Linked DNA regions of Homo sapiens: region 2 is linked to region 1. The links are chromatin loops, found by intact Hi-C in ENCODE. Cell type or tissue: MCF 10A. All regions are shown on one strand. Links, peaks and the distances in the headings refer to the core of each region. The heading gives the core; the rest is flanking DNA. Region 1 overlaps FRMD6-AS2 (FRMD6 antisense RNA 2). Region 2 overlaps FRMD6-AS2 (FRMD6 antisense RNA 2).

Evidence for each region. Hi-C counts contacts between places; a loop is a spot of excess contacts. Peaks named below come from ENCODE experiments on the same cell type or tissue, not always from the same donor. Only the 100,000 strongest peaks of a DNase experiment are listed, where the experiment ranks them.
Region 2: it touches region 1 in a loop (4-fold over the local background); 5 of 110 quality-filtered maps call a loop at or near these places.

What each region holds. Positions count from the first base shown.
Region 1 is chr14:51,544,931-51,549,330 of GRCh38, reverse strand. All of the region lies in intron 2 of FRMD6-AS2 (FRMD6 antisense RNA 2), which reads left to right. It also overlaps a transcript of FRMD6 not described here. Among named protein-coding and RNA genes, the nearest start is that of FRMD6-AS2, 53 kb to the left of the region's middle. In MCF 10A, for the core only: no CTCF peak of the experiment used is centred there; a DNase peak (open chromatin) is centred at 1,900.
Region 2 is chr14:51,486,410-51,490,809 of GRCh38, reverse strand. All of the region lies in intron 2 of FRMD6-AS2 (FRMD6 antisense RNA 2), which reads left to right. It also overlaps a transcript of FRMD6 not described here. Among named protein-coding and RNA genes, the nearest start is that of LINC02310, 91 kb to the right of the region's middle. In MCF 10A, for the core only: no CTCF peak of the experiment used is centred there; DNase peaks (open chromatin) are centred at 309 and 1,789.

The DNA.
Region 1 (4,400 bases), core at 306-4,305:
GAATAACACAAAAAATCTGCTTGTAATTGATTTTTTAAAAATATTCACTTCATCTTTCGTTTTTTCAGGGGTTTACCACGCTTTTCATCCACTCATTCATCCATCCATCCCTCCATCCATCTATCCATCCATTCACCTATCCATTCATCCACCTTAACATTTCATACACTGAGCTAGGTGCTGGGAATCCAAAGACCAGAGAGGCATGGCTGCTGCCCTCACAGCCTGGTCTCCCAGGGAACAGCATTGCACCTGCTTCTTTCTGGGACTTTCTGGCAATCATAACTGGAATATAAATGCCTTCTAGACAGAATGATAAGCTCTCTAAGTAAATCAAATATTCTAACCATGGATTACATCAATGGTTCTCAAATGTTGATAAGAATGCCAATCGCCTTGGTCCAGGTTAAAATGCAGATTCTGATTCAGGTCTGGAGTGGCCAAGATTTTCCATCTCTAATTAGCTCCCAGGTGATGCTGACGTTGCTGGTCCCAGGACCACACTTAGAAGGGCAAGGTTTTACAGTACATCAGTAAGTATGGACTTCTGAACACCAGAAAGAGTTATTCCTCTTAAATTCCAGGGTAAATATACCATCACTAAATTCACTCTTCTTTTTCTGCTTTAGAGAAACAGTTTCACAGAAGTGCTTCAGCCTTTAACTTATCTCCCCGTTTCCCCCACATTTCCCCTTCCAAAAAATTGAGAGTTTAGTCCAATTATTTTTCTATTTCACAGACTTTCTTCAATTTTCTTTCAAGAAAGACAAAATATTGCTTCAGAAATCCACGGAGAATTAAACATACTTCAGAACAAGAAGAAGGGATCCAGAGCTAATTACCCTAAGCCAGCCAGGTTGTGTTAGGAATCCATCATGATCATGTTTACTGCATGCTGCAGACCCGCAAAGCCACCTGCAATTAATTCTGATGGCTACAAGCCACAGGGTACCTAACAGCTTGTGGGCGATTAAGAATAAATCACTAAACTTTCATTTTAAAGGTCCCAGGAAGAAAGTGGGGACAAATGCCAGATATGTTTACATTACTCATAGAACTTAGCGAGAATGAACATTCTCATTTATTTTCTGGCAATGCCTCTTTTAAATTTTTCTATATTTTAGAAAATTATGCTGCCTGTCCTTTGGTGCCACAGTTGTTTAGCCTTAGTGATACTTCCACAAATAACGCAGATCCCTTTCCAAGATCCCACTAATGTCTGAGTATCATTTTTTCATAGGAGAAAATAAATTGGTAATTATTCCCACTGCTTGATGCGGGCACACATTGTATTTCTTAGTAAAAGCTGATTTCACATCCATCACCTCATTAACATTTCTGTATATTTCAAAATGAATGTTATATGATACTGTTTATAAACTCTGGGTTGGTACAGTTTCTAGTTCAATTACAAAAGACCCAAGATAGTTTTTTTTTTTTTTTTCAGGGCCACACAGGGTGCCAACATCCAATCTCAAGATCTTCGGGAAATATGCTCACCCTCCAAAATACTTACAGATGTGTCTCCTCTTTTTTGTAAAATAAATGCTCTTCTTATATTTGGTGTTTCCTTGGTATGGCCACAAGATTATTTAGTATGACATATTTAATGGTGAAGATAAAGGTGAGCATCACAATGTTTTAAACAAATCACATTTGGGTGGGATATTATAAGAAAGAAAGTTCCCAGGGGATAGAAAAATGGTTTCCTTAAATCACTCCATACTCAATAAGCGTCGTAGGGCTCTCAATATACATCACCAGACCAGGAGATGCATTTGGCTAAGGCATACCAGACTAGGATATGAATCACAGAACACTATTCCAAGACTATTACAGAATCCACATACAATATAAACCAGAAAAGGCTGCATTTTAACCTCTGTGACTCATGCATTACAGCCTGTGACTCCATGAGGAGGGTTAGGAATCAGGCTGACATCCAGCTCAGGCCAAACAAACTTACAGCCAAGAGAAACAGAAGCATCACCTTCCCAGCAGAGAGCAAGATGTACAGAGCTTGATACTTTACACTCGTTAGAATTATGTAACTTGTCAATGGTTGAGACTCTAGGGTAGAGGGTTTTGTGCTTTTTATTTTTTCTGGTATAAATATTTAAACTTCTCCATAACATTAGAGTTAGAACTTACTTTCCTGAAATGAAATTCTAAAACAAATTTGACAGCAAAACACTGTGGAATTTTTAAATGCCAACAGGTTTGTGTCCATTACAGAACACACAGAGTTTTGACCTCTCACTTTTCCTGGTGCTACTGCTTTCAAAATTTCTAAGGTCATTGTACCATGGGGCTCTAATTCTTGGTTAAGGAAGGCACCGAGATCATACCAGGAATATTCTCCTATTAGCTGAAACTTGAACTTTGCCTGGCAGGAGGTGTTATAAATTATTTTTTGGCTAGCATTTGCTTTTTAAAACACTCTTTTACCCGGGTTTCTCAAATTAGTTCCTGTAGTGATACTATCTCTATTTTTGCCTCTTTATGACTAGGGTCTTTAATGGCTTCAGAAGTGCCCTGGGCTGAAACTTGATCTGAGAAGGTTATTATCAGAACTGTGTTCCAAGAGAAAGCAGTGTGCTAGCTCTACATGTATACATGAGTTGCCATCAACATGAATTCAATTACAATGAAGATAATTTGGAGTAGACAATTGTATTTTGGTTGCATGACATCCATTTTATCTTAGTGTAATAACACCACAGGTTTTTTTTTTTTTTTTTTTTTTTGATGGGGAGGGGGAACAAATTACCTTTACCCTGTTAGATATACTCTTACAGTTTTTTTTTTTAAATAAATTACCTTTACCCCATTAGATATTCTCCCAAACTGGCATCAGATGTGTGGCCAAAGCCAGATCAATCAAAATAAACTTCAGGAATTTTACAGGAACTATTTAAAAAAAGAAAAAAAAAAGAGTTTCTCTTTCCTGAGAGACATGATTTTGGGAAGAGCATTCCACTTTAAAGGCAGAGTTTGGAGCTGCTGAGGCTGCCACGTGGAGACTGGAAATAGCAATAATCTAATAGAAGCCAGAGAAACCGAGCACTCATGGCCTAATGTGATCCTGCATCAAGGTGTGTTCAAACACAGACCTATCCTTTGATTTTTACCTTTGAGATTTACAAGAACCAATAATTCCCTTTTTGGCCTAAGATAATGTGTGTCAGGAATTCTATGATTTATCACTGAAATACAGACTTGTCATATTTTTCTACAATTGTTCAAAATTATTATTTTATCATTTTCTATTTATAATGGAATTTCGATGAGCTGTTTTAAGGAAGACAAAAATAGAGTGAATATTTTAAATTTAGATATAATCCCATTTTCATTTTTTTCAACTTTAATTCTTTCTCTCTCAGCAAATATTTTGTCAAGATCACAATGCTATAATAATAAGCACTACCATGGATTGATTAGGATTTCACTGCTTTTTTTTCCTATGCCCGAACATATTCCCTTGTATGCTGCTAGTAAAATTGTCAAATAGGGACAAAAGCAAACAAACATAGGACATAGATGATTTATCAATTTGATAAACAGTTGAGAGTTGGCTGCATTTATTTTCAATGGCAAATAATAATAACAATAATGGTAGCTAGCATTTACTGAATGCTTTGTCTATGGGGAGCTCTATGAAAAGCGCTTTACATAAACTAACTCATTTTATCCTTAAACTTACCCGGGAGGCAGTGGTGTGCTGGTAAAATGGCTCTGGGGGATGAGAGGGAAGCCAGATTGACAGTTGACTCATTTTTGTGGTGTAAATACTCCCACCCTGGCTGATTTCAAGCAACTGACAGTTTAAATACTAGTTTGCAAAATTCTTGCATATTTAACATCAGCTCTTTGGATCAGGTAAAATAGACTCCAGTCCACCACTGCAGGAAACTAAATCGGAAGACAGATCATGCAGCTTCCTTAACTCTAGCAGTTTGTAAACCCGTTTGTACTACTCCAGAGCACACCTCTGGAGTACAGAGTGGAGTGTCAACCTCTGTACTCCTTTCTAATCATGGGGCAGATTTTTGCTGTGTTTAAAAAGAGTGCTTCAATGTTCTGTATTTTATGGGTGAACAGCAAAAGTTGATATTAAATATGATGCTTGTATCATGTCTTCGGTTAACAGACACCAAGCTATTCTACTACAGAATGTTTTGAAGATAACTGTGTCTAGTGCATGTCTGGGCACGTTAACAAAAATTAAAGAATGATAAAAAGGATGGGGCATCAATTATGAGTGATCTCTTGGAATGTTTCAGCCCCAAACCCTTCCTAATTCATGTGTTGCCATGTTTCTTAATCTTACTATTAATACAACCCTTTCCAAATGGTTCGGGAAATTTATAGGTGGGTTTTGAGCCCATGGAAAATACTGA
Region 2 (4,400 bases), core at 201-4,200, 58 kb after region 1:
ATATATAGACAATACATATTTTTATAGTAGGTCAGTACACAAGCAGTTTCGGTAACTGGGCCACCTTAAGAATTCTGCTACGGTAACTGCACTAAAACTCTGCGGTTGTCTTTTTGTTGGCAACACGAATAAGAGGTAGGTAAAGGTTACTAAAGAAGAAATTTCGCATTTTATACACACACACACACACACAAAATACACACATATATCGTCCAGGACCTAGCACTGTGCCCCACACACTATACACACGTATACAGCCAGGACCCAGCACGGTGCCCAAAACACAGAAGGTGGTGATTAATGTTTCCAGAACAAGTGGTTACAGAGATGCATTTTTAAATGACCCAGCATTTGTCTGTAAGCCAATATATGAGAGTTTCTCCTCTCTCCCTCCCTCATATTCTGTCTCTCTCTCTCTGTCATAAATACACATGCAGAAACACAAGCACACACTCACAATGGCAAACAACAGATAGCCTCAATATTTGGTCATCTTAAAAGTAATGTGATGACACAGTTCATAAGTAGCTTCTCTGAGAACTGATTGCCTAGTTACTGACTCACAAACTTAGTCTGTTTTTTAAAAGTAGACCTAGAAATTCTCATAAAACTCCACTTTGTTCTTCTCCATATTCCCTTTATCACTTCCTTCTATCACACATGCATCATATTTTACTTTTACAACACTTGGGATCTGGTTATGACAAACTCTGTAACAGCTCATTGTATTCATTGTACAGTTTCTTGTCTAGTTTTGCTAAGTTATACCCCTCATAAAAGAAGTGCAGGAACCCCAAATATGTAAATGTCTCCTTTTCCAACCCAGAGGGTAAGCATGTAACTGATACTAATGTAACCGACACCTACTTAATGTTTCCCAGACTCTTAATAACTTCCTTTTTAAAAACTTATGATGGTGTCTTACAAGAAGTCATTGTTGGGCTCTTGAAACATTTAGAATAAAACGGTGCATCAAAGGGACCGGTCTTCTGGTCAGGTTATCATCTGTGTTTTTGAGAGTGTTCTTACCAAGGCAAGTGTGTGTCTAGAGTACAGGACACGTACATAAACACACACACTGTAAGCAAAAGTACAGAAAGCACAGGCACTGTCAAGTCATGAAGATGTGAGTTTCTTCCTAGCCCTGACAGCAGTGGCTGTTACATTGGACAACCCAAGGTACCCCCTTCCCTAAAGAATAAATCATGAGACAGATCAACTTCAGCAGCAGAACCAACTCCCTCAGCAGTTTGGGCTGGTTTGCAGACAAATCAAATTATTTAAACCCTTCGATGATTCTACTGTGCCCATTGTACAGGAATTTAACATTAAATTTGTCTTCAGATTATATTTCATAAAAAAGGGTAAGAACAAACATTTTTTTCCTACCTGCTGCTGGAGCCACCAGGAGCCAGGCTGCTGCTCTCAGAATGGGGCAGACTCCAGGCATTAATCTTCAGCTCCTGCCCCTGGAACCAGAATCGTCGAAACAAAATTTTCAGTTGCTGTGAGTAAGCAGGCTGTTTACTTCCAGCCACTTCTTTCCCATTCCCATGGCTTTTTGAGTGCCAGAGTGGGGTGCTCAAGGAAGAATGTTTGGAGAGAAAGGGATTGAGATTGGGGGAAAGGGCAGGAGAAAATAGTGTTAGTTCACCCAACACCCTTCCTTCAAGGAGGAAAGCCCTCTTTCTCCAGTTTTAATTTCTCATAGAAGATCTGCCACTGCATTACTCATATAATTGCTACATTGCCCCTTCACAAACAGCAGACATAACTTTTTGGGCGAGCCTCCAGATTTCTGATGCATGCCCGTACCTGTCTGCAGAGATATTGCTGTGCCTGGGAAAATTGGGAGGGCAACATACCCACCCAAAGGGAGGACCCAGTCTAGATTATTAATCAAGCTCTCGGGATAAAATATACCACAAAAAAAGCAGAGGCCGGTGTGAGCTTCTCCATCCATAGGGCATCCACCTCATTCATGGGATCACTGGTTAGGGATCGAACTTCGTTCAAATAGATCAGCAGCTACACTTTGTCAAGCTTTGACTTGTTTCCCCAAAGAGGAAAGGAGTAGCAAGGATTACTATCACAGAAAGAATGTGGCTTTCTTACTCCAGGCAGTCAATGTAGGAGAGTCAAAGATGAGAGATGTGCAATTAGAGTTCCTTTAAATTCAATATCATGAAATACAGTATTTAAGAAGACATTTCAAAGATAAGGCAAGCATTATAGAAGCTCCATGTTTGATTCATTCCTAGTTTCCAAGAAGGTGGTAGTACTACAGTAGAGAGGATGTAGAAATAGGGCAGAAGTTGTTAAGTCTTGCTCTGCTGTTGACTACCCATGTGACCTTGAATAAATCCCTTAAACTGATTTCCAAATAAGCAAAATGAAAGGATTGGGCTGGAAGACTGGCACAATAACAGAACACCATCTCTCAGTTTTACATCTATTCCATCTTGTTTTTGTATCAAAACTTTGATTTTCCTTTGGGGAATCACCCCTTCCTCTCAGCTGTCGTGGATGTTGTTGACACCACCCCCAGACTTCTTCAGAAGTGGGCCTGTGGCCAAGTCTAGCCAATCAAAATTACTGCGAAAATTTCAGAGACGGGCTCCTGCCAATGGGAGTCGTCCCTGGAATTTTTGCTGGGAAGGGAGGTTCTCATTCTGCTGTGGTTTCTAATCATAGAAGCAGAGCCTAGGGCTGCTGGTGGCCACCCTAGGGAAAGAGGAACTGCCTGAAGATAAAGCCACTGCAGAAGAAAGCAGATCTCGTTACTACATCGTTTGAACACTTCATTCAGCCATGACGAAAGCAAGCATTTCCCTCAGATTTCTTAAAAATGTCCTTTATCTCCTTAAGCCCATTTCAGTTAGATTTCTAATACTGGCACTAAAAAAATTCCAGCTAATATGAATTTCTTCCTACTTCCCTCTATACCTATCACCACTGCTTTTTAACATTCATTTCTACAGTATCAGTGGGGGGATTTCTAGGGCCAATAAATGAGTTTCCTTTTGCTTCACTCTTGGAAATGTGTTTCAAGGCTAAGCCTGCATAGCAGAGAGATGTCAAAGTAAGGCAAATTCTGGTGAAAGACTTTAAAAATCTTTCATCCTTTCTCTGAATATAGTTATTTGTAAAAAATATTTTTAAAAAATAATGCGCAAAGGTGAAATGTACAAAGCATAACTCCCCACCATTTGACCTTCCAACAATAACTATGGATAACATTTTAGTGGCTTGCTATTCAAAATGTGACCCATAGAACAGCAGCACTGACCTGGAGCTGGTTGGAAATGCAGGACCTCAGGCCTTAATCCAGTCTTGCATTTTCACAAGATCCCCCAAGTGATCTGTATGTAAATCAGAGTCTGAAAAGCACTGGCTTAATGTACAGCCATCTAGAGATTGTTTTCATATAGTCAGCAGCATTTTTTCCAGTACCTATAATTTGTTGATTTTGTATTTTACTGATTTTGTAAAGGAAATGTATATACAAATACAATAAACCAAAAATAATGTAATCAAAATTCTTTATAACAAGCAATTCATTTACAGGGACTGTAACTATAAGCCAGTTATAAAGCTGTGACAAACCCACACTAGACCTTAGGATACTATATACAGTAACAAACAATACTGGGACACTGTACACGCTAGAGCAGCAGGTCTTCAACTTGAGCATTCATTGGGACCACCTGGGGGTCATGTTCATGATTCCCAAACCCATACTGAGAGTTTCTGATGCAGTAGGTCTGGGGTGAGGCCTAAGCATTTGCATTTCCAACAAGTTCCCAGGTAATGCTCATGCTGCTGGTCCCAGAACAACATTTCTCCAGTACTTCAAAAACAAAAAAAAAAAAACGGTTTTATACCCTATATACTATCCTGAAACTTGCTTTTTTCACTGAATATTGTATCTAGGACATCTTTCCATGCCTAGCATATATAGCATTGCATCATTCTTTTTAAGGGCTGCAAGGTCAGAGATCGTTAGGGATATGACAACATAGGTTAAATGACAAAAGAGAGAATGACTGGCATCTTCCACATAAGGACAAGCATACCCACAACCAGAATTTCTCATCCACTTTCAACTTGAAATAGGCATCTTGTGATTGAGTCTATAGATCAGCAAAGCTCTGGACTGACCAGGAAAGAGATTAGCATTGTATCAGTGTCCACGAAGATACAAGTATGAAATTTGATTCCTTTGGGAACTATTCTGGTCTTTTATTTTTTCTATGTTTTCAGTGCCAGTTATGATAACAGGTATACAGTAAGAACTTCATAAATGCCTGCAAAGTCAATAAATGAAACCATCAATGCATTGAATGCACATAAAAACTCTACACAGGAATTCTTGATACAGAACTGCTGCACCATACTGC